4 separate regions of the Mus musculus genome follow, and regions 1, 2 and 3 are each linked to region 4. A link is a loop called in an ENCODE intact Hi-C map of the cell type or tissue named here. Cell type or tissue: heart. All regions are shown on one strand. Links, peaks and the distances in the headings refer to the core of each region. The heading gives the core; the rest is flanking DNA. Region 1 overlaps Bcar3 (breast cancer anti-estrogen resistance 3). Region 2 overlaps Fnbp1l (formin binding protein 1-like). Region 3 overlaps Fnbp1l (formin binding protein 1-like). Region 4 holds the start of Fnbp1l (formin binding protein 1-like).

What was found. Peaks named below come from ENCODE experiments on the same cell type or tissue, not always from the same donor. Only the 100,000 strongest peaks of a DNase experiment are listed, where the experiment ranks them.
Region 1: it touches region 4 in a loop (2.3-fold over the local background); 11 of 42 quality-filtered maps call a loop at or near these places.
Region 2: a loop joins it to region 4, with 2.1 times the contacts of the local background. A loop is called at or near these places in 8 of 42 quality-filtered maps.
Region 3: it touches region 4 in a loop (3-fold over the local background); 7 of 42 quality-filtered maps call a loop at or near these places.

The regions. Positions count from the first base shown.
Region 1 is chr3:122,506,489-122,513,830 of GRCm38, reverse strand. It overlaps Bcar3 (breast cancer anti-estrogen resistance 3), which reads right to left. Exons shown (of 12, transcript NM_013867.3): 5 at 5,260-5,705; 6 at 2,509-2,612; 7 at 828-1,480. Among named protein-coding and RNA genes, the nearest start is that of Gm34349, 30 kb to the right of the region's middle. In heart, for the core only: a CTCF peak has its summit at 4,554 (motif pointing left); DNase peaks (open chromatin) are centred at 2,800, 3,180, 3,730 and 4,550; H3K27ac peaks cover 1,650 bases.
Region 2 is chr3:122,544,152-122,551,493 of GRCm38, reverse strand. It overlaps Fnbp1l (formin binding protein 1-like), which reads left to right. Exons shown (of 14, transcript NM_153118.3): 10 at 2,229-2,338; 11 at 4,419-4,551; 12 at 5,100-5,194; 13 at 6,802-6,950. Among named protein-coding and RNA genes, the nearest start is that of Mir7657, 6.1 kb to the right of the region's middle. In heart, for the core only: no CTCF peak of the experiment used is centred there; no DNase peak of the experiment used is centred there.
Region 3 is chr3:122,554,787-122,562,128 of GRCm38, reverse strand. Fnbp1l (formin binding protein 1-like) reads left to right here. Exons shown (of 14, transcript NM_153118.3): 7 at 1,168-1,296; 8 at 2,963-3,109; 9 at 4,023-4,226. Among named protein-coding and RNA genes, the nearest start is that of Mir7657, 17 kb to the right of the region's middle. In heart, for the core only: no CTCF peak of the experiment used is centred there; no DNase peak of the experiment used is centred there.
Region 4 is chr3:122,615,407-122,622,748 of GRCm38, reverse strand. It overlaps Fnbp1l (formin binding protein 1-like), which reads left to right and starts at 3,035. Exons shown (of 14, transcript NM_153118.3): 1 at 3,035-3,219. The coding sequence starts at 3,196. Gm43568 (predicted gene 43568) reads left to right here. Exons shown (of 2, transcript NR_166115.1): 2 at 1-500. In heart, for the core only: CTCF peaks have their summits at 2,313, 4,128 and 4,924 (motif pointing right); DNase peaks (open chromatin) are centred at 1,918, 3,068 and 3,578; H3K4me3 peaks cover 3,608 bases; H3K27ac peaks cover 2,774 bases.

The DNA.
Region 1 (7,342 bases), core at 1,529-6,528, 110 kb after region 4:
TATTTATTTATTATATGTAAGTACACTGTAACTGTCTTCAGGCGCTCCAGACGAGGGCATCCAATCTCATTACAGATGGTTGTGAGCCACCATGTGGTTGCTGGGATTTGAACTCAGGACCTTCAGAAGTGCAGTTAGTGCTCTTAACCACTGAGCCATCTCTCCAGCTCCCTTACAATTTTTTTAACTTGAACAATTTTTTTAAAAAAAAAATCAAGTTGAAGATGATTATCATAAAGATCATATTGGAAATTAAATAAATATACCATGTGTATGAGTATAATGTATGAGTATAATGGCTCTTAACCACTGAGCCATCTCTCCAGCCCCCTTACAATTTTTTTAACTTGAACAATTTTTTTTAAAAAAAAATCAAGTTGAAGATGATTATCATAAAGATCATATTGGAAATTAAATAAATATACCATGTGTATGAGTATAATGTATAAGAGAATAAAATAGTAAGGGCCCTGTCACTCCAGCAACCAGGCTTTCTGTGGTCCTCCTTCGCCCCCAACTGTTCCAGTTCTGACAGGGCTGAGGGAGTTCTTAACTAAGGAGGTAGAAGGAGGAGTCACAGAGGCGCTTATCTTTAGCAGGTTGGGTTCAGGGGCAGGTCTGCCCTCCCTCTGTCCAAGGCAAAGTTTACCAGTTTCCTGCTGGGCAAAGGTTGCCCTGACTGGTGGTTCCCACCCTGCAAATAAATCCCACACCTGCGTTACTGTCTGGCTTTCTCCCCTATGACGAAGCATCGACCCAGCAAGGTGCGGTGTGGCCAGGTAGACCTCCTTAAGAGTAATGGAATGGGACAGCCACAGAACACTAACCTTGCAGTCCACGCTCAGCATGTGCTGCGCAATGACCCTGGCATCGTGGTTGGTGAACAGTTCTTTCGCGTGCTTCAGCATGGCCGTTTCCAGGGGTTTGTTCTCTGGAGGAAGAAGCTTGGACTCAAAGTCATTGGGTCTGAATGACGACACGGTCTCCATGAGAGGTGGCACAAACTTGGTCTTGTCCTCCTGACCTTCATCCGTCTGCACTGCCAGTGGATCCCAATGTCTCGCCTGGTCATCCCCATCAAGGATCATGTAGTTGATGCCAGAGTTCCGGGGACCCGATGGCCCATTCTGTTTGGCTGTCAGCAGCATCTCGTGGCTGTCGTGGGCTTGCATGGGAAGCTTGGCTCCCCTGTCACAGCCCACAGCAAAAGCAGGGTTCAGTTCACAGTAGTTGGCCTCTGAGGTGAGCCAGGGAGATGGAGAGGGGGGAGTCTTGAGGAAGGGCACCTTGCAGGGCTTCGGGGGTGGCTTGGGGCACAGCTGGCTGTCTGATCCCCGAAGCGCCTCCCCTGTCCTAGCATCTGAAGAGAACCTTCGTACCAGTGCTGGACTCAGAGTGGGCTCGCTGCCAGTCCTGAACACGGGAGAGCTGGGGCAAGGGCTTGTGTCCATACTCGGAGACTGGGGGGGCAGCTTGCAGCCTGTGGAGGAGAAAAGAAGGTCAGAGAAAGCTCAGTTGTCTGGAGGACAGAAAACAAAATGGGAGTGACCGCTCCCAGCTCTCACCCTATGCCCTTGGGTTCTCCTCTTTGCCACAAAAGAAAACACCGTGACTTTCTCACATCAGTTCTGGTTTGTGGCAGTCTAGAACACTGTGAAGGCGTCCCTGGCTCCACCTCACTCTAGAGGTGACTCTAAATCCCAGGGGCTGGGCCCTAACACCAATTTATGGTCATAGCAGGTTGGGACAGTCAGAACAGGGAAACAGGTCTTGGGCAGTGAACAGCACAATCCCGTCAGAAGAAACGGAAACCTTCAGCCACATAGCATGAAAGGCTCTGAGTCACCAAGTCAGGGTGGATCTCAGGCAGCACTAAAGAGAGAGCAAGAGATGCAAGGAAGATAGACAGACACACGGAGATAAGCCAAACAAACATTTTACAAAGGAGCACTGGGAAAAGTCACTTTGTGGCCCTGTGGAAGGTTACTTATTAAAAGAAATGAAAGATCCTCCCACTGGCACTAAATGCTTATGGAGTTCCCAAGTTCCACGCCCCACCACTCTTCTGGCTATGAACAGAACACAGAGAAACAGCAAGGTGTCTGTGGACAGCCACTCCATTAGCAGCCCCCAGACTATCTGAGCCACTGATGGGGCAGGGGGCAGCTAAGGAGTGAGTTCTGCTATCATGATGACCACCACATATCAACAGGGTTTGCAATGTAAAATCCTGGGTACAAAAGCTAGGTGACCCTCTTACTCAATACTTACTCAGTTTCCACGGCTGCAAAATGAGGGTAACTGTGCCCACTTTGAAGGCTGGTTATGAGACTTAAATGTTTGGATGCATAAAGCATTAAGCTTAGCGTGCCATAACCAAACAGTTCTGCCAACCTCCCCTCCAAGATATGGAATCTTCACACCCCGTGGCTTGTTTGGGGCAGAAAAAGTTCGAGGACCCCCAGGGCCACACTACCACCTTCTTGCCTGACACTCCCCGACACCTACCTATTGGCAGGTGACTCTCCGACTGGTGAGCTTTGAGGGTTAAGGCCTTCCTGTCCTGCACGTGATCCAGGCAGGCGGGCTGGCTGCCACTCTTCTCTTTATTCCTGAAGCCAGAGAGACCAGGCAGAAACGTGTTATTAAGTAGTAAAACCCTCCTTCAGGCTACGTCACTCACTCAGGGAAAGTTAAGAAAAGAAAACTCCCCGGAATGGGAATGAACTTGAACGCAGCAGCGCATACCCTAACAGTAAAGGAAAGGCCGAAGAGGAGGGGCAACTGAACTGACTGGGTGTGCCAGAGTCCCCAGGGCCAGAGCAGCTGAGTCCTGGGCTGTTTCCTCAGCCCTTCCTTCCATCCTGTTGAAAAGACCGTGCTGAATGGGTCACCATCCTCTGGGGAGTAGTGGGAAGGCATCTGATGAACTGGAATGTGTATACTTCTTTAAAAAAAAAAAAAAAAAAAAAAAAACAGCTTTAAATGATTCTCAGTCCCTGGGGGAATGGCTTATTTAACTAACACGACTTTTCCACAATGGTTCAATGTCAGCTGGGAGGAAGCTGGGGGTCACTTTCTATCTCTATGTACAGATTAGCTGCACAGGTCAGAGGTGGCGGTCATCCCTATCTTCCTGGCTGGGCTTGGGGAACACCCACAGGTGATCTCTAACTGCTGAGTTAGAAGCAAAAGTGGCCGGTACAGTCAACTGGGAGGCACAGCGCACAACCAGCCAGGGAAAGGTAGAGGGTGACTTGGAGGCACTTTCTCCCACACTCCCTCTGTCCGGTCTGATTAACTGGGGATCGGTCTAACTACAGGCGGCGGTAGACTGTATTCTGTTGACAGAGGAAGAGATACGCTCTACCAGCCAGGCTGTGATAAACAGGTCCTCCGGAAGCATAGCCCAGTGTCACACAAACCGGAAGATCTTCCCTATGTTTGGAAACAAACAATCAAAACCTTCCAGCAACCACTCAAAGATAAGTAGCAAATTACTAAAGGAAATGACTTTGGAGAAACGTTGGTGGACGTTAGAGGCGTGTCCACCATGATCAACAATCAACCCATCAGATTGTTCCGGGAGTCCAGTGTGGCTAGATAGGTGGGAAGCAGAGTGCCTGAAAATACACACCTTTGCCCAGGGCCCCAGGCTGCCAGGCAGGCAGCAGGTGGCAGTGGGCCAAAGCTGACGTGGGAAAGTCACTGAAGGGCAGCAGGGTAGGGTGACTAGCCCATTAAGGCCACACTGGTCATGGTGAGGTCGCCCTTCCCCCACCTGAAGTGTGTTGGTCGCTTCCTGTGGGAAACTATCCCAGAGCCTCTACATTCCAAAGGCCAATCAGAAGAGCATCTCCCAGACCCTTCCTCGCCTCCCTGCCTGCCCCTAAGTCTGACTTTTGCCTCCCCTGCAGAGAAAAACAGCTCCCAGGAATACCAGCGCTTGCTGTGAGAGTAAACACGGTCCACTTCCTGCACCCTCACTCAACAGCGTCTATGCTTCCAGACCAAGGAAGGGAGCCCCAGAGAGGTTGAAGGTGTCTGCCTAGGGTTGCACAGCTAACCACATGGGAACCAGCATGGAGCCACAGGTTCTGAGTCAGTTGCTGACTAATACATACCAGGCAACAGCTACAGTTTATGTTACTTACATAGTCCTGTATTTCATAAGGCGTTTGCAGTAAAGAAATTATAGTTTATATTTTCTCTTGGCCCAGACAGGAAAGCAGAGAGGCGAATGGACACGCTTACTTATATGAGACACCAGGAGCCGGGGGAGCCAGGGCAATAGAGGGGTCCAGGCTACATCTCAGCTTTCCTCCCCAGCAATTGGCCCTGAAAAGGTGTCTCGTCTCTGGAAGCTAAGTCCTATGCAAATACTGAGCTCCCTTCTCAGCCTTGCCTGTCTATTCTCTGAACACTTCAGCCCAGGAGGCACAGGAGTCCAGTTTCCTCCCTCTACGCTTCCAGTCCTTCAAACCCCATCTGTTTCCCTCCAAGCCAATCCTTTTCCGCAGGGCCAGTCCCTAGCCTCAGCACTGACCCCTGCTGGATGCTGACACACAGCATGTCCACAGTCCCTGCCCTCCCCTTAGTATACTGCCTAGGTGGGCTTTTTCCTCTAACCCTGAAGACCTCAGAAATCGACCCCACCTCCCCCTTCCAGCCTGGGCCCTTGCTGAAGCCTATGCTGGCTCCCCTGCTTCCGTCTCTCCCCACTCTGTGCCTAATGCTACCCAGTTCTGCTTCAGGATCTGCTGTTCACTGTGCCAAACTTTTGTAGCCGGGCAGAAAGCCTCCACCATCAGCGTTGGTGGGGTGCGGTCGGGTTCCTCCTAACCCCATCCCTCCCTTACACAGACCCTCTACTTTAGCCTGGCCAATCAACCCTCCAGGCTCCTCTGGCCCTTGAACGTCTCACATTAAGTCCCTGGAACCCCCTCTTCTTTGCAGTGTCCCCCACATATCCCCTGCTCAGACCCTGTTGTTGTTTTTGTTGTTGTTTTAGTTTTAGAAATGGGGAATCTCATTTTGTAGTCAAGGATGGCTTTGAACTTGGGGCACTCGCCCCATTTTAGCCTCAAAGCACTGAAATTACTCACACGCATCCCGCATCTAGCTCCACCACTTGATTTTGATGCTCTTTAAGTGGGGGTTAATCATGCACACTCGTGACCACTATCCACTGACGGTGAGTGTTCTAAAACCCTCTCCTCCCCTTCGCCTAAGCGAGGCCCCAGCACTCCACAGACCTACCTGAGGAGGTTTCCTCGGGGCAGGCTGTGTTCCCGAGCCTGGATGCTGCTGCCTGTGGTGAGGCTCAGCCTCTTCACCACGTCTGGCCTTCCCTCAGCCAGGCTGCCCTCCCGGCCTCGGCCCGGGGAGGTGCCATAACGCTCCTCCAGACACCAGAGGGGCACTGTCCTATTGATGGGCTGGAAGATGATGGCACCACTCTGTTGGGAGATGGGCCGCCGGTTGCCCACGTAGCAGCGGACCAGCCCCGGGATGGAGTCAAAGCTCTCCATCTCGAATTGGTACTGCACACGGCTGTAGGCCTCGCTGAGCCGCAGGACAGTCCGGTTGATCTTAAAGTGCTGAGCGAGGTTCTTCCACTGACAGGTCAGGACAAAGTTTCCGGGGCTCGACAGGGAGTCGCGAACCAGGAAGTCCCCATCCCGCTGCACAAGGTTTTCAGACACCTGTAGTCAAAATGGTGAATGAGGAGCAGGAAAGGCAAACATATTCACTCAAGAACTTCCAGAAGGCAGTGCTGCTATGTCTGCTGTGTGCGCATGTGCGCGAATGTGTGCGAATGTGTGCGCATGCGTGCAGAGACCAGAGGAGTCTTTCCTTAGGCACAATCGGTCTCCCACAACCCAGGTATCTGCCTCTCTCTGCCTCTCCACTCCATGTATTACCACACCTGGCTCTCCTGATTTTTGTTTTTGTTTTGTTTTTAATGAGGGTTCTGGGGATCGAACCCATATCCTTGTCCTTGCAAGATGACTATTTTACCAACCGGGCCATCTCCTATCACTCCCTTTTTTTAGTCACGTCTTTAGTTTGTTTGTTAAATGACACACTCAAGGACTGTATCCTAGCTGGGTATGGCTCTGCACACGGGTGATCAATGTGCTCAGGAAACTAAGACAGGAGGACTGTAAGTCTGAAGTCAGCCTGGAATACATAATTCATTTGAGGTCATCCCCCTCTCAAATGCAAAACAAAACACCCAAACTATTTATGGACCATCTTCTACATGCCCAGCACTACTGCAGACTCAGGAGACACAGCAATGACTAAGTGTGCTTCCTCGGGGGCTTTGTGGTGTGTGTGTGTGTGTGTGTGTGTGTGTGTGCGCGCGTGCGTGTGTGTATTTGGTATAGCACTCTCGGGACAGACGGCTGCAAGTATGGTGAGTCTGAATATTGTGAAGCTAAGGAAAGAAAAACTTTGGAAGGGAGATGGGCTATTTGGAAGGGTTATTGTTCAAATGAGGGTGGCCAGGAAGATGTCCCAAGAAGAGGACATTTACACAGACTTAGAGAATGTAAAACAGCGGACGAAATGAAGTTGTATGCTCATTGGGTCTGATTTTTTTTTTCCAAAGGGAAGAGGAAGAGGCTATCTGGGTCTGGGTCCCCTAATCATCCTCCTCAGATTTCCGTTTACAGAGCAGGATGAACCCAGGGATGGCATGGTGGATTCTGGACAAGCTAGGAGGCTAGGAAAAAAAAAATACAAAGACATTTGAGGTTTCCTCACCCCACAAAGTTATTGTAAAGATAATCCATTTGCATATGAGAAATAGGCAAAGCACGAGGAGTACAATGCCTGTAATGCAGTGGACAGCCCCACAGGTAGCCACTATGGTGCTGATGTTGCCAGCCATCCAGTACATCATGCTGGAGCCTGACCACCTAGGTTTGTATTCTGCCCCAGCTGTGTGACTAGACAAATTACATAAGTGCCTTGTGGTTCAGTTACATCATCCATAAGATGTAGATAATGCTGTTGCTTATAGAGTGGCTGAAACCTTCAAAGGGACAGTGTTGGCACCCGGCTTCCCTTGCCATCGGGTTCCAGTTAGCGTCCAGAATGATGTCCTCCTGAGAGCTCACCCTCCTGGCGCGCTAACAAGGACAGAAGTGATGACATTTTTCCCCTAGGATATTCTAACATCCAAGTGACGCTATACTTCTGCGAGCTCAGAATAGTGTGCTGCCATGGTTACTTAAAAACTGCTCTTTGCCTTAAAAATACATTTTCATGCAGAAATTCCATTTCCTGGAATTGAGCCAGTAGAAAGAATTATAGGTCTGAACGTGGTAGTTAT
Region 2 (7,342 bases), core at 952-5,951, 71 kb after region 4:
TTGTAAACATTTCTAGTTGAGACATTTATAAGACAGGTTAAGTGCCTTGCATGGCTTTTTGAAGTTCTTAGTAAATATAATGGAATTGCTTCATGTTCTTATGTAAGAATGTGTTACAGTGTTGAAATGAGATGTTAGGGGTGCACGTGTCTTGATTCCTGTTGTTAAAATATTAGGTGTCAGTTATTAGGTAATAAACGCATTAGCGTTACACAGATATTTGGAGATTTACCCACTGATAATGATAACTCCCCCCCCCCAAAGCCTGTTAAACTGAAATATGTTTTCATTTCCTTAAACTATTTTCAGAATTATTTTTCAAAATATGAAGTAGGTTATCTTTGTACTGTTACATGATAGTGTAATCTCTGGGCCCCAAATTAGAATGAATCTGGTAAATTACATTGGTCATTAGCTAGTAAGTTTAAAGGAATTTTATATAGGAAATTTTGTTGTTCCATCATTTAGTTTAGGTTTGGTTGATTGACAGTACCTGATATAAAATAAAAGCCACTTAAACAGTGGCCCCACTTTTAGTCATTATGGTTGTTGAATGCCCATAGTCTATGGGCCACTGTGGAAAGAGTCTTGGAGGTACTTATTATTAATTAATGGTAACATTTGATCATGGTTTTTCCTGTAAATGGGTTTTCTTTTGTTTAAAAGTAAATGACACAGGTGTGGAGAGGTGGCTTGGCCATTAAGACCATTAGCTGCTCTTACAGAGGACCCAGGTTCAATTGCCAGCACTCACATGGTAGCTCACAACTGTCTGGAACTTAAGTTCTAGTAAAAGCCTATGCTCTCTTTTGGCCTCTGCAGGAACAAGGTGTATAGAGATAGATGGAGGTGGGAAATCACACATTACTCAAATACAATAATTTAAAAGTGAACAGAGTGTCCTTGTAACTGGTAAAATCAAGCTATTAAGCATCTGTTAAAGACGTAAGTAGTCAAGAAAGAAAGAATGCATTTTATTTTGTAGGCTTGTCTCAGTAGCACTTAAAAATTGAGAATAGTATTCATATTCAACCATTTTGAGAAAAATAAAGAATAAGTATTATTTTGGAATGTAATATATTAATACAGGTTTTATTAAATGGATTCTGTAGTTAATAATATTCTACTATAATCTCTATAGAATGTAGCTGAATTAACAATGACTAACATGACATTTAAGAAGAAAATGGGACTGAGTGTGGTGATAGTGACACACTCCTGTAACCCCAACACCTGGAAACTAAGACCAGAGCTGGGAGTCCAGGGCAAGGCTACACAGTGAGGCATGGTCTTTAGGAGAAAGACATGATAGTAGAAGACTCTGCACCTTTATACTAACTAACATTTAATTCACCGAGATTGAGAAGATTAAAACCTTTCTGATGAGGAATGTTCCCTAAAGCACTGCATGCGGCCTGGGCATGGTGTCATGCACTTGCAAGGGCAGTACTGGGGAGACTGAGGCAGAGCATCTGGGCGTGAGTTACACACTGTAGCTAGAGCCTGCTGTTTCACCCAGAGAGGAGGGAGACAGACAGACAGACAGAGAAAACAGGGGTTATAGCTTTCAGAAACACCTGAGGTCTGTCATTTGGTTTCACATAAGACCAGAAGTGTATTCCATGTATGTAATTTCTGATCCGTAGACTATACCTTTAATTTTTTAATGATCAGATTTTAATTTGTTTCCAAAGAATGGTCTAGAAAATATAATCATTCAAAAACTAACTGCAGTATTGAAATATATATTAATTAGTTGTCTTCATGCGGTAAGTTGCTTATGTTGCTCAGCTATGAATCTCGTATTTTTATTTAGCATATTCATGGCATTCTAAATGTCATGACTGGATTTTTTTCCTTAAGAATTCTATGTAAGAGTACATACAGAGTAGTTCAATAATATAAATGAGAAATGTTGTGTGTTCCCATTTTGTTGTTGCTGTAAGAAGACTTGTGTGTATTCATTTTAACTGTCAAGACTTGAAATAATGTAATATAGTTCATAATTACCTGTATTTGGTAAGATTTCTTTTTTTTTTCCTGCCTATTTTCATGTTTTTATAAATATGAAATTTAAGCTTTGAATTTTACTAATACATCTGTATAGATTTTTTTTTAAGTTGAAGCTAAATAAAAATTGAAGTTAGTTGCTTCATTTATAAAAAAGGTAAAGTTAAGAAACAACATATCTGAAAGTGTCTCAATAATGATTTAGGCTCTCTTTTCAGGGCCCAGCACTAGAAGATTTCAGTCATTTGCCACCAGAGCAGAGGCGGAAGAAGTTACAGCAGCGCATTGACGAGCTTAACCGAGGGCTGCAGAAGGAAGCAGACCAAAAGTAGCGTTTCCTTGAGCCCTCCCTCATTGCTCTCCCTTCTGGAACTAATGAGTGCTGTGTACACTGACACAGAGTGCTTCCAGATCGTTGGTTCTGGGCTGGGGATAAGTCAGTGGGAAAAGTGCTGGCCTAGCATTCATGAGGACCCGAGTTCAATCCTATCATTCCCCCAAATCATATATCCCGATTGAAACACTTTTTGAAACATTTGAAATTTTTTATTTTTATTTCATTATGTATGAGTGTTTGATCTGCATGTATATCTATGTATCACCTGCATGCCTGGTGCCTGTGGAGGCCAGCAGACCCCTGGAACTGGAGTTAGAAATGGTTGTGAGCTTCCATGTGGATGCTGGGAATAGAACCTGGGTCCTCTGAAAGATCAGTCAGTGATTTTAACTTCTGAGTCATCTCTCCAGCCCGTGACACACCTTTGTTTGTTTGTTTTAGGGAAAAGTAAAATGACCTAAACTAGAAAACATTATGGCTTACATATTAGATAAGTAAAAATCAAATGTCAGGGTTTGGTTGGTTGGTTTTTGTTTTTTGTTTTCATTATAGCATTTTGTTAGTCCCTGTTAGAATTCCACAAATTTGTAAAAACAAACAAACAAACAAACAAAAAACAAACAGAAACCCAAATCATGGTAATTGGTTGCCAAAAGTAGTTTTGCCTGCACCAACCACCTCGTCTATTTTATACACTTTTTAATGTATAAATTGAGTTCAGTATTGGTTGAGGGATTATCATACACATCAAGCATTTTACATGAAACATGTCATTAAATTCTTCAGAATAGCCATCTGAGGTTGCTCTTGCTGTATAAATGGAGAGAAGGAACTTGGTTAGAAATTGTGTAAGTGAAGTAATAGGATAAGGGAAAAAGAATGAGTTAGGAAAAGTCTTAACTACGTGTACCAGTCTGCTGGTAGTGGGGGTCGGGGTCTTAGCAATTTCAACTAGGTGGTAGCAACTGTTCTAAAGGTCACCGAGCCTCGTATCTAAGTAGATCAGAGATCAGGAGAGGAGGCAAGGAAGTTGTTGTGGAACTAACTTGTAGATACTGAGAGAGCTATAAAATTAATTGAAAAAGAAAAAGAAGTTTGGGTGAAAGTAAAGATTTTGCTTATGTTTTGTGAAAAATCCATATGGAAAGTGTCTAGGTGAGTGTGGAGCTATACATCTAGGACTTAAAAACCTGGAGACAGACACTGCAGAATCATCTGAAGATCAAAACATTCTAAAGAGGAGTGTAGGATGAGATGAGAAAAACCTTGTCATTTATATAACAGACATTTAAAAGTCGAACAAAGAAGCAGCCAGTGAATGATTGCTAAGAAAGCAGAGGCGAGGAGGAGAGAAGGAAATGGAGGCCTCAGGTTAGGCAGGAACAGACTACTAAGGAGCACTGGTCAGCAGGGTCGGGCACTAGCATCAGAGAGAGCTGATTGGCATAATCTGAGGAGGCAGGCTACCAGGAACTGGCAAATAGCTGAAGGGGGTGCATGGTTAAAGGTGGGGTTACTATTTCCGGCACAGATGAGTAGGAGGACAGTGATGCTGTGGGGATGAGATAAGGGATGCTGGCAGAATAATGCTAATAAAGTAATGTTTCCTCTAGAGCCAGGTATGGTGGCACAGGTTAGGAGGATCAAGAGTTAAAGGCCAGCCTGGACTATCTAGTGAGACCCTGTTTCAAAACAAAGCAAACTAATGAATTTGGTTTGAGAAACAATGAATGTAAGAACACTGTAGAATATTCTACCAGCTGTTTACTAAGCTCATGTATGTATAAGTAATATCTCAAGACAGGACAAATGTTTCTTTCCATTAGAAGTCTTGTAAATGTAAACACTCAAGCAATACACATTTTAAAAGTCTTTCCTTAAATTACTGACTGTATATACGTAGTCACACACACACAGCCTTGCACAAATTGTCTTTAATTAGGATATATTTGTCCAAACTTAGAAGTGTGACTTTTTAAGGTTCAGATAAACTTGACTCTCTAAAGATAAACGGAACTCTGAAAGGACATGAAGTGGATGCTTAATTTTGTGGTTTCCTTTTGTTTCTCAGAGAAGCACTCAACAAAATGAAGGATGTGTATGAGAAAAATCCACAGATGGGGGATCCAGGAAGTCTGCAGCCTAAATTAGCAGAGACCATGAATAACATTGACCGCTTACGAATGGAAATCCACAAGAATGAGGTACATTTGTTAACTCAGCATTTGGAGATGAAAGTGCATTTTTAAATATTTTATAAACTTTATTGCAATAGATTCGATTTTGCCAGACTTACATACCAATATAAGTTTAAAATTTATGAACTGAAAGTATCATCATTATAATATATAATTATCAAACTAACAGCCTACTCATTTTGTTATTTGAACTTTCATATGAAACTAAACATACTATTTTTAAAATTCAACTATAAAAGGCCAGGCAGTGGTGGCACACACCTTTAATTCCAGATTGAGGCAGGTGGATCTCTGTGAGTTTGAGGCCAGTCTGGACTACAGAGCAAGTTCCAGGACAGACAAGAGTACACAGAGAAACTCTGTCAACAAACAAACAAAACCAAAACAAAAGAAAAGAAACAAACAAAACACTCAACTATAAACCTAGTCACTATATACATTGGAATAAAATTTCTCTAAGAATCATAAAGTCTCTCAAAGTGCATTTTAATTCAGGGTTCCTTAGGAACTTTCAAACTTACTGACCTGTCTGGTGTTTTGGTTTTTTTCTGAAGGCATGGCTCTCTGAAGTTGAAGGCAAAACAGGTATAAGAGGTGACAGAAGACACAGCAGTGACATAAATCATCTTGTGACACAGGGACGAGAAAGGTCAGGGTTTGTTTTGTTTCATTTTAATTTTTAACTTCAGTAATCATTTAATGTCCATCTTTTTTCTCAATTTTCTCTCCATTACTAACTTTATCAAATAACTTCAGTCTTTTGAAACTGTTCTGTATATTAGGTAATAGTTGTAGGTAAAATAGGAAATTTCGTGTTCAATTCTAGTCTATCACATCCATTAGTACCTAAGAATAAAAACAACAACAATATCACAAAGCAGAACAAAAAAAATACCAAAAAACACCAAACCCTGCAGGCTTAGGAAGCCCAGGGAGGGGAGAGATCCCACTGAGGTGTATGTGGAGATGGATAACTTATGACAACCCCCCCCCCAAAAAAAAGTGCTGTCAAATTGCTTAGAGTTTGATGAAGAAGAAAAGAGTTACATCTTACTAGTTTGCAGTTTTCAACTTAGCTTTCCGCAAGGTCTGCTTGTGAATACTACTTGTTACATTTCCTCCTTACTATGCTGGATTTGGTTTTGTTTTCCTGTCATAAGATAATCAGTAAACTGTGCTTCAGCTTTAAAAAAATTTGACTGGCTTAATATCAGATATTGGTCTAATCATTACAGCATAATTTGAGCAGGCTCATTTTTTATATTTCCTGTCTCAATTTTCTAAAAACACAAAATGGAAGTTAGAATGCCGGTTGTATCTGGTTGTCAGTGCTGAAGGAAGTGGTGTAAGGTGTTTAGAGGTAAAAACCCTTGATCGTGTGCCTCCTAGCCAGCTGCTCTGATTCCAGGAAGGAAGAGAGCTCCAGGTCACTGGACTTTGTTACTAGGTTAAAACCCCAGGTTAAATGGGTTTTTTTGTGCACATATACCACACACACACACACACACTCCATTCTTTTGGATTTTCTAACATACTAATTTCCTTTAATCAATTAGAATTCATTTTATTAGAATTTGGAGTCTTGGTTTTAAGCAAAATGAATTCTTATACTGTCTTGGAATAAAAATTTGCTTCATTAAATAATTTAAGAGGTAGCCTAGATAATATTCATAGAACTCAATGTTTTTTCTACCTCTTGGCTGTTCTTCCTCCTGTGCTAGATTTAAAGTTACATCTGATTTTTTTTTTTTAAGCTTGCAGTTTTCCTCCAGGTTAAAGGAGAAAAGGAAGTGAGCTTTTCTTAGGGCAGTCGTCCTGGGCAGAGGCCTTCATCTGCCCTGTAGGCCAGGAGCTGCTCGCCTCCATGCACATGCTGTGCTCATGGCTTCTCAGGAGCTGCGGCACAGCCAACCTCCCCGTGGTGCCGTAGGCCTGGGTGATTCTGCTCAGGAATGTCTCTGACATGAGAAATTAGTGTCTACCGCATTGTTCCATGTCCTCCTTAGGTCCTGGAATAGTGAGGTGTGTTTACTGACCATTGCTCTAGACATTGTCATCTTTGAAGTGTTTACTTCAGGAAAGTGAGTGAAGAATCGTTTTGAATTACCACATTCAGTCTGCATAGTTAATGTTTGAAAATCGCACTCAATATAGAAGTATGGCACTGACAATTTCTCTTGAGATCACCTTCTAAATAAGACACAAAGCAGTCTCGTGTTTGCCAGACCTGATCAGAGATACTTTAATGGTTTTTAGCCCTGAGGGAAGTTACACTGATGATGCAAACCAAGAAGTTCGTGGGCCACCCCAACAACATGGCCACCACAGTGAGTTTGATGATGAGTTCGAAGATGATGATCCCCTGCCTGCTATTGGACACTGCAAAGCAATCTACCCTTTTGATGGTATGATGCTTGATGATGATGATGATGATGTTGTTTATTTACTTAACATCCTGATGGCTTCCTCTCTAGTCTGTCTTCCCTTTCCCTCACCTTACCTCACTTCCCACCCCTCCCCCTTCCTCCTCAGAAAAGGAGAGTCTTCCCATGGCTATTAACCAACCTTGACATATCAAGATGTAGAAAAATTAGGCATCTATTCTCTTGTTGAGCTTAGACAAGGCAGCACAGTTAGGGGAAGGGATCCAAAGGCAGGCAAAAGTCAGAGACAGCCCAGGCTCCCTCCCGTTGCTAGAACTCCCACAGGCCGAGCTGTACACGTGGTACATATGTGCAGAGGGTTTAGGTTCATCCCATGCATGCTGTCTGGCTAGCAGTTCAGTCTCTTTGGGTCC
Region 3 (7,342 bases), core at 779-5,778, 60 kb after region 4:
GAGGGATGGATGGATGGATGGATGGATGGATGGATGGATGGATAGATAGATAGATAGATAGATAGATAGATAGATAGATAGATAGATAGATAGGACTGGGAATGAGGATCAAACCAGAGTGCTTGTCAGCAAGGATAAAGCCCTTACGTTCAATCCTTAGCAAAAGAAAGGAAAAAAAAATAGTGTGCTGTGTAACTCATAGCCCTGATGTATACATAGCACACACGGCACTCGCACTTCTTCCCACCCTCCCTCTCTTCCTTTACTTTTGCCATGTTGTGCTCAGGTTGTGCTGCAACTCTGTTGCCTCTCTGGCCTCAGCCTTTGCATGTACATGAGACTGCTGGTGTGCAGTGTTGAATCTGTGGAGACCAATTCTTACTTCCTAATTTAGATCAGAGTCTAATTAGTTAGTGTTTTACTCTTGTGAACAGATACTATGACCAAGACAATGCTTATAAGGACATTTAATTGGGGCTGGCATATAGGTTTGGAAGTTCAATCCATTATCATCAAGGCATGAGCTTGGCAGCTTCCAGGCAGATGTGGGGCTGGAGGAGCTAAGAGTTCTACATTTTCATCCAAAGGCGGACAGGAGAAGACTGGCTTCCAGGGAGCTCGGATGAGGGTCTTAAAGCCCATGTCCATATTGATAGACTTCCTCCAACAAGGCCACACCTTCTCTAATAGTGCCACTTCCTGGGCCAAGCATATTCAAACCAACCCAATCAGTTAGGAAATTTGTTTAGCTTATACTCACTGTGTTAGAACTAACAGTTTTACTTTTATTCTTGTCAGAGAAGATAATACTCCTTTGCCCTTGTGCAAGAAATTAAAGGCAGAACTATTTTAAATAAGTACCTCTGGTTTCATAGAGATTGAAACACTGTTGAGTTTTACAGTACCCAACGTTTTAGTCATTTACATCTATTATGATTTTAGTTTCATTTATTATTTTCTGTGTGAATTTTATAAGTAGACTATTTATATTATTGAATAGAGCAGAGCTCTCATAGGGACAGAGGGATTGTCATAAGGAGACTGTAAGATCTGGAAGCATTTTCATTAGCTGTTGGGTTATCTATAACACAATTTAGGTTTGGTATAATTTTCAGAAAAATGAATTACTTTATTTTTGGCAATCATTTGGACCATTTTTGCCTGTAGGCCAAACAGCAGTTGAACCTTCGTACGCATATGGCTGATGAGAATAAAAATGAATATGCTGCACAGCTGCAAAATTTTAATGGAGAACAGCACAAACATTTTTATGTGGTAATTCCTCAGATTTACAAGGTAAGTTTAGTCTAGTTGAGAATTTTTTTGAGACAAGGTTCCACTGTTTATCTTCCCTGGTTGGCCTGAGCTCACAGAAACCCACCTGCTCCTGTTTTCCCAGGGCTGGGGTTAAAGGCATGCACCACCATGCCTAGCTAAAGAGTTAATTTTAAGTTAGAATTTTTTTTTTCAGTTTGGAAATAAAACCTAGCGTTTTACATGACGTAAGAAAGCATTTTGCATGATGATACAGTTCCAGTTCCAAAACTCAAGTATTAAACCTTAGAAATCAGAATATTTCTGAATTCACTAGGTATAAAATTTACTGTTGATAAATTTTGTTCTAATTGTATGTGAAAAGTAGATGTTATTATTTTAAAACCACAGACTTTTCTGTATTCTGGATTCACTAGGTATAAAATTTACTTTTGATAAATTTTGTTCTAATTGTATATGAAAAGTAGATGTTATTATTTTAAAACCACAGACTTTTCTGTATGTTTATTATTAGTGTTATTGTCTTAGTTTGGGCTTTTATTGCTGTGAAGAGATACCATGACCAAGGCAACTCTTATAAAAGCAAATATTTAATTGGGGTTGGCTTACAGGTTCAGAGATCCAGTCCAATATCATGGTAGGAAGTATGGCATCATGCAGGCAGATTTGGTACTGGAGGAGCTAGGAGTTCTACATCTAGATCTGAAGGCAGCCAGGAGACTAATTGCCACACTGGATGGAGCTTATATATAAGCTCATGCCTTCAGAGCCTGTGACGACTTTCTCCAACAGGGCCACACCTCCTCCAACAAGGCCACACCTAATAGTGCAGCTCCCTATGGTACTATTATGACACAAAAATTCAACTTATAAGTAAATTACCTATTGTGTTTGGGGGCCACTTTGGAATTTGCTTAGAGCAGTCTAGTTGTTTTGTGATCAAACAAAGAAATAAAAAGCAAAGGTCTCAAAATAAGACCCCAGACTTTAGAAAGTAACAACAAAAAGTGATCTGAAGTAGAGTTTGAGAAGCTGAGGAGAAAGGCCAGTACTGGCTGAGAGCAAGGGTGCAAACATGACTTTTAACGTACTGAATGTACCTGTCTTAGCATATTTTCCATAGTGAGTTTGGACGAGGGGGAATTTGGTGATGTGACTTACTGTTTGCCTTTCATGCCCTCAACTCTGAGCTGCAGTCTGTAGTAAGGTCTGGGTACCTGTTTGTATGCCATCAATTGTGATCCTTCATCCAGCTAGGTCTTAACTCAAGTACTCTGAACCAGTTTAAGGAGTACATCTTAGACTTGTGTCTTATGGATAATTGCTTTAAAAGAGGGGGCAGGGATTAATGCTAGAGTTTGGTGTTTAAATGGAACATTTCCTGAAAGCATAAAACTACCCAAATTTAAGAGAAAAGGGTAGGGGAGGTGTGGAGCAAAGACCTGGTTGCCAGTTGTTGATGTTTTAGATGATTATTATTAATATCAGTAATAAAAGCCTTGTATTTTCCTCCTTTTATTATTTATTTAACAGGCTTTAGATTGTAAGAATTATTAAGTCTATATGGCACCATTGAAAGGTCTAAAATAAAAGTGTAATACGGAAGAAATATTTTTGGGGAGGTCACTAATGGTTCTACAGAATAGAAAATTCAATTTCCCTCCTTGTTTGAATTCTGGATTATTAGCAACTACAAGAAATGGATGAACGAAGGACAATTAAACTCAGTGAATGTTACAGAGGGTTTGCAGACTCAGAACGCAAAGTTATTCCTATCATCTCAAAATGTTTAGAAGGAATGATTCTTGCAGCAAAATCAGTTGATGAAAGAAGAGTAAGTACTGTGTAGCTGTCTCTGAATTGGTGCGTGTGGTGAGTTGTGCATTTGAGTTAATGAGATGGTTTGGGAAAGAAGTAAAGTAACCTAAGGAATACGTGCTTCTTAATTATACTTTGTGTGAGAAAGCCTTGCGTAAGCTAGACTCCTACAATAAGCTCAACTCTTATTCTTTAAAAGAAACTTGCAGCCCTCCCCTTTCCAATATTTTTTTCTAATCCAAGATTATCACCTTTGAACTATGTGTTTAAATTATATTATTCTAATGAAAGTTGAGAGAAGGATGTGGTTAGATCGATCTAGTGTTGTCAGATCAATCTTGTGTAGTCCATCTTGAATGCAAGAACTAGTGCTTGAGCTGATCAAGAAACAGTGTAGAATAGTGATGAGGAGGAGGAAGAAGAGGGCATCAGGAGTCAAGGACATAGCGTAGTCTTGTTCTTGAGAGCATAGAGCCAGAAGCATCACAGCTTAGGCAAAGGGCAACATAGTCTTCGATCTCATTAGTTCTCAGTAAATGCTGAGTTACTAAGAAGCATGGACAAGTAGACTCTGCCATCCTGAGGGGAAAACAGAGTGTCAGATATTTACCATGTACTCAAGTCTTCAGAGCAAGCCCTTCAGTGAAAGCTAGCAACGAGCCTGTCTGTAACTGAGTCCCTACATTTAATAATAATAAAAGGAGGGCCTTTTAGTTTCTTTAGTTGAGAGTTTCAAAGTATGTGTGTGTTATATTTTTTCACTTGGGATTGATACATTGAATGCTTTTTCTAACATTGAGGGAGAAATTATTTTCTTTAAGCCTTTGGTGATTACTATAGAACTTTTTTTAAAAATTTATTTAAAATTTTTTTGAAAGCTAATGTACTGTTAACAAAATTGTTTTTAAAAAATTGTTTCTTATGTATAGGATTCTCAAATGGTAGTAGACTCCTTCAAGTCTGGCTTTGAACCTCCAGGAGACTTTCCATTTGAAGATTACAGTCAGCACATTTACAGAACCATTTCTGACGGGACCATCAGTGCAGCCAAACAGGAGAGTGGCAAGATGGATTCCAAGTCCACAGTGGGGAAGGCCAAGGGCAAGCTGTGGCTCTTTGGAAAGAAGCCAAAGGTAAAAACCATAAAAATCCCCATATGCTAATCAAACTCTTACTTAGTAAGTTGAAAAAGACGTTGAATGGATAATAATTTATGACTGATAGAGGAGTAATTTCATTCAGCTTGAATGATTCAATTAATCTTTCACTAATTAGAAAACAGTCTTGTACCTTGAGCACTTAATAATGTGGAAGAATATTAACTGAGTTTTAATATCTAGTTAAATTACATGTTTTTACAATTTTATTTATATAGAGTGTCAGAATTCTAAGGCAATGTTTTATTGTTACTGCTTACTACAGTGGAGATTCTTAGTTGGGATAAATGATAATCAGCGTCAAATTACCTGCTATAGCTCATACTACTATAACCTTTTATTATCCATATGCAACTTTAATGAGAAGGGCTTAGTGTTTTTGATTTAACTTCAGCTTTTAGGAACCTCTAGTTTACTAAGAGAATCTTGCTCTTCTTGTCAAGCCTCAGATCTTGATGTCCTGTTAATTTTTGGAAGCTAAGCAAACATAGCTCAACACAAGAGCAAATAGGATAAACCAGCACTTTGTCTTTCTTGTCGATTTAGTCGTTGTGTTGGACCAGTAAGGAGAGATGTATTCCTTCTGTCTGATACACTGTAATTTTTAAAGTGTGCTTAATTAATTTAATTTAGTACTTAGATCTTGGCATATGAAAGTATATAACATTTAACTCAAATTCTCTAACTGCTACTGTCTTTAAAAAACACATTTATTGGTAACTCGGGCTTTACTTATGCTTTTAATAATACTGTCCAGTGAAGAGGTTGAGTGGTGAGACCTCTCTTGGTCACAGCAGAGGAGCCAGAGCTTACAAAGATGAGAATACCGGTGCTTATTTAAGAGGAAATGACCTGAGAGGAAAGCTAGGGATGGTGGGAAGATTTGCCTATTTATAGTAATCAGATACAGTTTTAGAAGTATTTTGTGTGATAACTTTAACTATAGTTGATGCCTTTATCTCTTGACAAGTACAAGTTAAATATAACCTATATAGAATCCATTATGATGCTAACATGCTGAAATCCAGAAAAAATTATTTTAGTCTAGGTTATATTGTTCTAATATAATTTGTATACTCTTTATTTTAATCTATCAGTTTGTAAAAAAAAAAAAGTGAAATGGTATTGTTTAAAAGTAATTGGCTTTTAAAAGATAATAGCTTTAGCAAAACTTTGTTTATTCTCTATTTTCATAGAAAACTTTAAAGTGTATTTTGTGAAAATATGTTGCCAGAAATAGAATTTTCATTTAGGACAACAAACTATGCACATTTGGCTTATTGATTCCTTTCTTTATTTCCATATTAGCCACAGTCCCCACCCTTAACCCCTACTAGTTTATTCACATCCAGTACTCCTAATGGGTCCCAGTTTCTCACACTCTCCATTGAGCCCGTGCATTATTGTATGAATGAAATAAAAACAGGGAAGCCCAGAATTCCTTCTTTCAGAAGCCTCAAAAGAGGGGTAAGTTTAATAATGGGTTGAAATGCATGATGGCCTAATTGTGTGTGTAGTGTGGCTTTTCAATACTCTCCACCCTCATTATAAGGCTCTCCTATAAAGACACAGTTTAAAATCACCACAGAATTAAGTATAGCTGCCCTCAAGTAAAAACAACTCCTCTTTATAACATTTGAAATGTTCAACCATAAAAAATGGTATTATAAAGAGGGTGCTGGGTACAGTCATATTTTAGCTTTTTTTGTTTATGTGAAATCATATGTCCACCATTGTCTTGTAATGTATTTACATTTTTAAGACTTTCAGTAATTTGTCACTGGAGTTGCTTTGTAATGATTTGTCACTAATGCTGACTTCAACAACTTTATAAAATCTTGTTTTGTTGACAGTAAAATGTCAAGCTTGTTTTTATGCCCTCTTATTTTCAGATGCATAAAATATAATTTCTAATACCTTAATAAAAAACTAAAAAGCCGATGTGAGTGAAACACAGCTTTATAATTCCAGTACCTGGAAGACTGAGGCAGGAGAATAGAATTTGAAGCTAATCTGGGTTACATATGAAGTTTAAAAGCAGTCTTGGTTATACAGAGAAATGATATCTCCAAAAGCAAAAATAATTTTAAAAAGATTAAGTATATTAAATACAGAATCTTATATATCAAATTAATATACTAAATGGTATTATTTAATTATAAGGCCTATAAAATACTTAGTTATTATTGAGCAATATTCATATGGAATTTATTTTCTTAAACTAAATATAAACCTTTTTACTGGAGTTTTCCTTTTGCTTTTTATTAATTGACCAGCCTTAGACATCTAGTTTTTTAATAGTACTCTGCAAATGAAAATGTATAGACTAGAAAAATTCAAGTGCATTGTCCCTTAGCAATGACTGTTACACTACTAATAAATTAATGGTACTTCATTATGCTAATAACTTTTGTTTTTCTTGGTTTTGAAGATTGAACCTAGGTCCTTGTGTATACGAAATACTTAATCATATCACTAAACTACTTGCCTGGCCTGCTACATTTTCACTTTTATGTTTGAATTTTAGGTAATGCTCTTAATTATACAGCTACAATTTAGATTAATTTATTGAAGTTTTTGGCCATTTGAAAGACAGGTGTGCTAACCATACATAGCATCAGATCATTAACAGTAATTAATATACGAATACTAACAGTAATATACAAATATTAACAGTAATACACAAATAGTGTGTTCTTTCTCTTTTCTTTTTGTAGCTTTTCCCAGAATTAAAGTGCATTTTAGACACCTGATGCTAGTAATAACAGACCAGCCCAGTGTATTAGCATCTCCTTCAACTTTTTTACCATTCAGCTTCACTAGCTGAGTGTGGATAATAGAGGCAAGTCATGACCCTTAGAAAGGCTCCTCACAGAGACGTTTATTCTTGTGTGAGAGGTTTATTTGGTATCTCTTTTGCCTTAGTTATGAGGTAGAAGTTTTAAGTTGCTTCTTATAGAGAGACATAGTAAATTTAATTATATGGAAAAAATAATGCAGTTTAAAACTATAAGGCCTGGAGAGAGAATCTTAAATGTGCAGTATTCTTATTGAACAATTTGCAGTTAGAATTTTACAACAGCAATACTTAA
Region 4 (7,342 bases), core at 1,395-6,394:
TCCCATAAGTTCTGTGACTCAAGAGAACCCTGACTAATACAACCTGCTTGGCTGGGCTGGTGCGATAGCTCAGCAGGCAAAGTTGACTGCAGTGTAAGCCTGGAGGTGCACCATTGATGGATAGGACGCATGCAGAGGTGAAAGAGCCGACTCCACAGCAGTCCTCTCACCTCTACATGGACATTGGAGCATGCACCACCATCATGCACGCAGTGATGGTTTAAATATGCTTGGCCCAGAGAGTGGCAATAATAGGAGGTGTGGCCTTGTTAGAGTAGGTGTGGCCTTGTTGGAGGAAGTGTGTCATTGTGGGTGTGGGCTATAAGAATTTTGTCCTAACTGCCTGGAAGCCAGTCTTCTAACAGTCTTCAGATAGAGATGAAGAACTCTCAGCGCTGCCTGCACCATGCTTGCCTGGGCAATGGTATGTTCCTACCTTGATAAAGGACTGATCCGCTGAACCTGTAAGCCAGCCCCAATTAAATGTTGTCATTATAAGAGTTGCCTTGGTCATGATGTCTGTTCACAGCAGTAAAACTCTAACTAAGACACATACTACACACAATGATAATAAAACCCCAAATTCCCCCACAAAACCTCTGTGAAATAGCATTTGGCTGCATGACAAATAGCATTTGTGTGTGTAAAACATCTCTGCCTAGCTAAATATCAACTATTTTAGGAACAAGGACTTAGATAGTATATGTTTTTACTTTTGATTAATATTAGTTTTTAAAACAAAATATAACAATAGACACTTTTATTCCTGTATTGTAAGAACTTGATTTTATTTTTGTGGTGCCCAAGATGTTGAACATGGCAGACCAGGCTACAGTAGTTAAAACTGATGATGTAATTTTTAAAAATTACACTGTGTAGCACAGGTGTAGCCAGCTGCTTGGGTTTTAGTTAATTCAAATCTAGGGTTCTGTGTTTTTTGTCGTTGTTTTTTCCAGACCTGAAAATTGAACTCTAAGCAAGGTCTCATCCACGCTGGGCAAGTGCTTTACCCATAACCTCAGCTCAAAATCTGCTTTTACTTTTAAGGCAGTGAGTTGTTTAAATTGTGAAGTCCTATTCAGAAGTTTTAGGGAAAGGAAAATGGCTCAGCTTGAAGACAAAACTTTATGCTTTATTGGGGAATTATGTTGATAGTATAGTGTTAATATGACTAATAGCTTATTTTACTTTTTTTTTTGAGACACGGTCTATGTAGCCCTGGCTATCCTGGAACTCCACATGTAGACCAGGTTGTCTTGAACTCAGAGATTCACCTGCTCTCTGCCTCTTAGAGGTGTAATTTTGGTTTGAATTATGGTCCTTAGGTCTTTCTTAGCTTCCACGGCAGAGCGTAGGTAAGTTACATCTTAGAACTGGAATAGCTCTAAAGGAGACATTGCTACAGTAACTTCATACTATCTAGAGAGTGAGAGTGAGACCGGAGAGGTGACTGTTAGAAGACATACTTTGACAGAGACAGGCCTTTTTGAAATAGAGAAATCCAGAAAAATGGTGGAAAGAAGTTATTTCTTAGGAAGATATTCTCTCTTACCAACACCCCACCCCCACCCTCCAACCACTGCACACTCTGTAACCCAGGCTAGCCTCTGACTCCTGTAGTTACGCCTCTCCCCTCCGGAGCACTAAAATTACAGGTGTGCGTCATCACACTTGGCTTCAGCGACTTTCAAAGAACATTAAAAAAAAAAAAAAAAAAAAAAAAGACCGGCCTTAACCTAATTAGAAGAGAGTATTCATTTGCTCAGCCTACCTCAGAAAAGGATAGCAAAGAATTTGGTGAGTGGTGGTTAGACTGCCTGGAGAGCTCTGGCTATTTGCCTGGACTTCAATGGGGAGCAGAACTAGGTAAACAGGAAGGCTGGGGCGGAAGAAGCTGGAACACCTGTGTTGGTCCCGGTCCCGGTCCCGTAGGGAGGAGTTTCAAGGCTGATAAGACGTCCGTTGGTGGGGGGACCTTGAAGCATTCAGTTGTCATGACTCACTGAAGAGTACTCTACTGGTTCTAGAGTGAAAATGTGTGTGTTTTAAGCGACAAGCAATTAATACTAAAGCATATGCTGGGGAGTTAGTGAGCAGACTGTACGCGGTATCTAGTAGCACCAGCCAAACTTGCTGACTGCCAGTGGAGGCAGGCTGGGAAATAACTCAGCACAGCTAAAAGCAAGAGGTCGTCTGCAGCCAAGATTCCTATCGGAGGCAAGAGACGCCTCAGGCTCTGAACAGGTTGTTGAAGGGCTGTGAGGAGGGAGAGACCGGTCCCTGGAGGTAGCCACGAGCCTAGAATTCAGGCAAGCTCAGCAGCGTCTCACCTCCTGCAGGTGTCAGTCGGGTTCGCTTTCCACCAAGTCTTATCTTTTACCATGGCAACGTCCCCAAAAGATTACGGGATCGCTTGCCTCTTAAAAAAAAGAAAAAAAGGTTTCCCGAAAGAACTTACAATAAAATCAAAATGCTTTATTAAAAACAAAAACAAAAACCAGACACGTCGTGTGACACGTTGCATTCACATTGGACGTTTGACCTCTACAGGTCTGTGGTTCCCGGGGATCCCAGGCTGAAGCGCCAAGCCTGGACGGAGAAGTTACCTTACGAAGGCAGATTTTTTTTAACTAAACACACGCACACACCCCTCTGCTCCAACGTCTGGACGTGGTTTCTTTGTCAGGGCTCCGCAAAGAACGCTGACGTGTGGGGTCGCCTCCTTTGAGGGGGGGGGTCTCCGAGCAAGGCAGGGACCGTGGGCGTCCTCCCTGGCTCTCCATCTTGGAGCGGGAGTCTGAGTGCGGCTTTTGCTGAGCCCGGAGGCCGGAGCGGACGCCGCCGAGGGTCCGAGGATCCCCGCCCCGGGCGAGCTGTTCGGAGGAGACCCCCGCCGGCCCCCGCGCGCGCGAGTGCGGGCCCGCCCCGATCCCAGGGTGCACCGCGGCCCGCCCCCTCCCCGCCGTCCCGCCTCCCCTCGGCCCCGGCCCCCTCCCTCCCTCCTTCCCTCCCTCCCTCCCCGCTGCCGGGAGGCGGGGACGCGGCGGCGGCTCGCTTCAGTCGTGTCTCTCTCACTCACTGGGGAACCCGGTGGTGGTGGCGGCAGCTTTCGAGGCAGACGCTGAGGAGGGGAAAGTCGGGACGAGAGAGGACAGCGGGAGCAGCCGGCCGGCGCCAGTCGCCTCAGGTTCCGCCATGAGCTGGGGCACCGAGCTGTGGGTGAGTGTGGGGAGCAGAGCGGCTCGCGCCGTCGGCGGGAGCCCCGGGCTTGGCGCGCCGCGGACTCCGGCGCCTCTTTGTGCCGCGAGAGCCCGCTCGGCTGCGGGCGGGGAGGCGACGGGGCGGCTGCCTGGGGCTCCCTCCGAGGGGCCCGGGCCGCAGCCCTGGACGGCCGCTGCCGTCCCCTCTCCAGCCTCTGCCTGACTTTGCGGACGGGTGCCCGGCCGGGCGCCGCGCCTTTGTACCGCGCGCCCGACGGCGGGGGAGGGAGCCATTGTCCCGAAGGGGCGCCGCTCGGATCCCCGCGCCGCGCGCCTGGGCGACGCCCCAGCTCCAGGTAGGGGGAGCCGGGCGGCTTTGTTCCCAGCCCGGCCTGGGGCCAGCCAGGCCCAACCCACACGCCCATTTCCCTCTCTTGCTGCCTCCTTGCTCGGGACCTAGGGCGCCCGCGACTCCGCGCCGGCCAGCTCCGGTTGCAGCCTCTCTGGGCTGGCGGGTCTGCTTTTGTGACCCGAATTAGGTAGTGGGATCGAGGAAGGGACGCTCATTTTGGCGAAAGGAGCGCGCGGCTTGCCGATCGCTTGATTTCCCTCTCGTTCTTTATTCTCTCTCCTCTCTCTCTCTCTCTCTCTCTCTCTCTCTCTCTCTCTTTCTCTCTCTCTCTCTCTCGTGTGTGTATGTGTGTGTGTGTCTGTCTCTCTCTTTTTTCTCTCTCTCTCTCTTTCTTCCGTGCCTTTCCTGGGCGCTGGAGGCTGCAGACAATACCCAATGTCCGACCAAGGTGCAGGCGGAGGGTTATAGGTCGAGGAATTCGCTCCGGACGCCGTCACCTGAGGGTGGAGGTGTGCATGGCAGTGATTTCTCAGGTGCGGCCGGGAAAATTGGCGGCGTGGGGGCGCTGTCTCGAGCGAGCGCCGCCTGGCCTCTGCCACTCCCCTTTTTATCCCACCTGTGCATATTTTCCGTGCCTTTGTTTGCGAAAATCTCCGGGAATCTCTGTAGCGGGAGAGGAGGGACAAGTTTCGAGTATGTACGCTCACTGGGATTCGAAACAGATCGTTTAGTCGCGAGGCCGAATGTTTTCTCCTTTTCCACGTGCTGTAGATTGGGAATTTTAGAAGTGACACTTAAAAGCTCATCTAGTCACCCACTTAACCCTGCCCCAGGAATCTGTCCTGTAGCACTCTGCAGAAGTGTTTGCCCAGTCTGCAAACATAACCATCAAGACAAAATACCTCAGGAGCCTCTCCACTTGATTGTTCTGATAATGGTGAGCGTCATTTGTAAACGAATCATGTAACATCAGTTAGAATTTCAGGCATTATTGGTCCTTTCCCATTTACTTTTATGTTTGTTTGAGACAGTCTCACTATAAACATGGCTGGCCTGGAACTCGTAATATAGACCAGGCTGTCCTTAAACTCAGAGATCCACCTGACTCTCTCCAGTTGCTGGGACTAAGGGTTTTCCCTTTTAAACGTACATTCTGTGATGGTTACAGTGTCATCAGTGAATGGAGATGGGTATAGTTTTATTTTCTATTTACAACATTTTTTATCTCTTTGGTGCCTGGCGATTGAACCCAGGACCTCGCACATACTAGACAGCAAGCCGTATCTCTAGCCCCTTATTTTTAATTTTAAATTCATGTATTTATTTGTGACTGACTGTGGGTATATCTGGCAAAGAAGCCAGAAGAGGGCATCAGATCTCCTGGAGCTGTAGCTCAGACACTTATGAGGCTCATCACAAATGCTGGGAACCAAACTCAGGTGCTTTGCAAAAGCAGCAAATGCTCTTAGCCATTGGATTAATCTGCATGCATGTGCATGCATGTGCATCGGTGCCTAAGGAGGCCAGAAGAGGACATGATTCTGAAGCTGGAGTTACAGGTGCTTGTGAGTTGTTGTCGATGTGGGTGGTGGGATTTGAACTTAGGTTCTCTGCAAAAGCAGTACAGGTTCTTAGCTGTTGAGCCGTGCCTCTAGTCTTTGTTTTACAGCTTTGAGCGAGGATTGTGTTTTCCCCTAGGTTGCAATATAATACAAGCACCTATACTGTCTGTTATTGGGAATTTGATGTCTGGAAAAATCACATCAAAATATAAATTTAGAAAACAGTTGTCACATTTTATTTTATCTTAAGGGTCACATTACTATCCTAAGGGTTTAATGATTGAAAATTCATTGTTACACAAAACACTGGTGATATATAATTACGTGCTCAAACCTAAGTAATTTGCTGTAACTGATGGTTTTTGCTGTTTTATCTTTTATGTGTATGCTTGCATGTGTGGGACAGAGGTCAGACTTGGGTGTTGTGAGGGGTCATCCACCTTGGTTTTTTTGTAACCCGATCTCTCCTTCATTTTGAGCTTGCTGATTAGGTGAGCCTCGAGCCTACTCATTGCTGGCTCCTCAGTGGTCGGGTTATTCCTGGGAATTTACTCACTCCATTGTGGATTCATATTTGCCACTTGATCAACTGCACTATTGAACTATCATTTCAGCCCTGCCCTCCCACCCCCTTGGCCATTTTAATCTTTATTCTTTGGCAGGGTTTCACAGTACAGCCCAGGCCGGTCTTGAATTCCTGGGGATACAGGTGTACACTACCAGAGCTTACTTGTTTTAATGCTTCTTATAAAGACTTGTGTTAAAATTTGGAAATAAAGGTATTCCATAGAACTTCTATATTTGTGGCCCTGGGTTTCAGAATTACCAGTAATTTGCTAAATGGATTAGGTCAGGCTTTTGTTGTATAGCTTTAAGGCTTTATGGATTAACTGCTAATGTATCTGAGCTGTGCTTTAAGGGACTTCTAGTTTTAAATGAGCATTTAAGTGAGGTAGTGACTAGAGTCAACAGTTTGTATTTTTTTTTCCAGAATGCATGATATCTTGTCCATTGATTATTATGTTGACTTCATTATCATAGAGAATATAGAGGATCATGGCTAAACATGAATCAGTAATTTCACAAAGTATAGATTTTAAAAAGTTTTTCATTTTTATGTAAATGAGTGTTTTGCCTGCATGTATGTGTATTCACCCTGTGTGTGCTGGGTGCCCTTGGAAGGTGCTAGATCCTCTAACTGGGTTCCCAGATGGTAGTGAGCTGGCTTTATGGGTGCTGGGAACTGAACATGGATCCTCTGTAAGAGCAGTGAGTGCTCTTTAACTGTTGAGCTGACTCTCTAGCCCCCAAGTACAGATTTTGTAATTAACAGCTCCCTTTTATAGCTAAGGGAGTCAGAGGACTCCTTTATTTAGTCAGTAAGTTTTACTTGTCAGGAGGTATCATTTTAGTTTTCTGAGAGGTCAATTAAAGTTCAACAGAAAAAATATTTGTACTGATAAGCATGTATGTATATATGTGTGTGTATATATACATATATATGTATGAATGACAGAAATAGGTCAGATGCATCTCATTTATATGGCCTATTAAAATATTGCTACCTGTGTCAGGGAACATTGCTTAGTGGATAAAGCAACTTGCTTGTTCAAGTGTGAGAACTGGAGCCCTGATCCTGAAAAACCCATGCAAGGGTATGGCAGCTGTTTGACATCCTAGTTCTCAGGAGGCGGTCACAAGTTTCCTGAGGAAGATAGCTGGCTAGACTAGGCCGAGTTGGCCAGCCCCGAGAGACCCTACCTCAGTAAGTAAAACTGAGAGCTGCCTGTATTTCAGTTGAAGCCGTGTGTAGTAACTAGCATACTAAAAGGTGTGGAAAGACTGATGTTGGGCTATCCCACAGATCTTACTTTTGTGTTCATATGGTTACAGTAACCTAGGCTTTGCAGATATATATAGCAAAAGAGTCAGTTGTACAGAAATATGAATCTCTAGTAGCTCATGTGATGAAGACTATTGCTTTTTTCTTTTCTGTATATAGTTTGTAATATGTCTATACACCAGGATGTGTGCCTGGTTTTCTTGGAGGCCAGAAGAGGGATTCCTTAGAACTGGAGTTATAGATGATTATTAACCACTACGTGGGTACTGGGAATTGAACCTGGGTCCTCTGGAAGAGCAGCCCATAATCTTAACCACTGAACTCTCTCTCCATCTGTGACTTAAGACTTTAGAACTAACACTAAAATGAATAGAAAGTGACAACT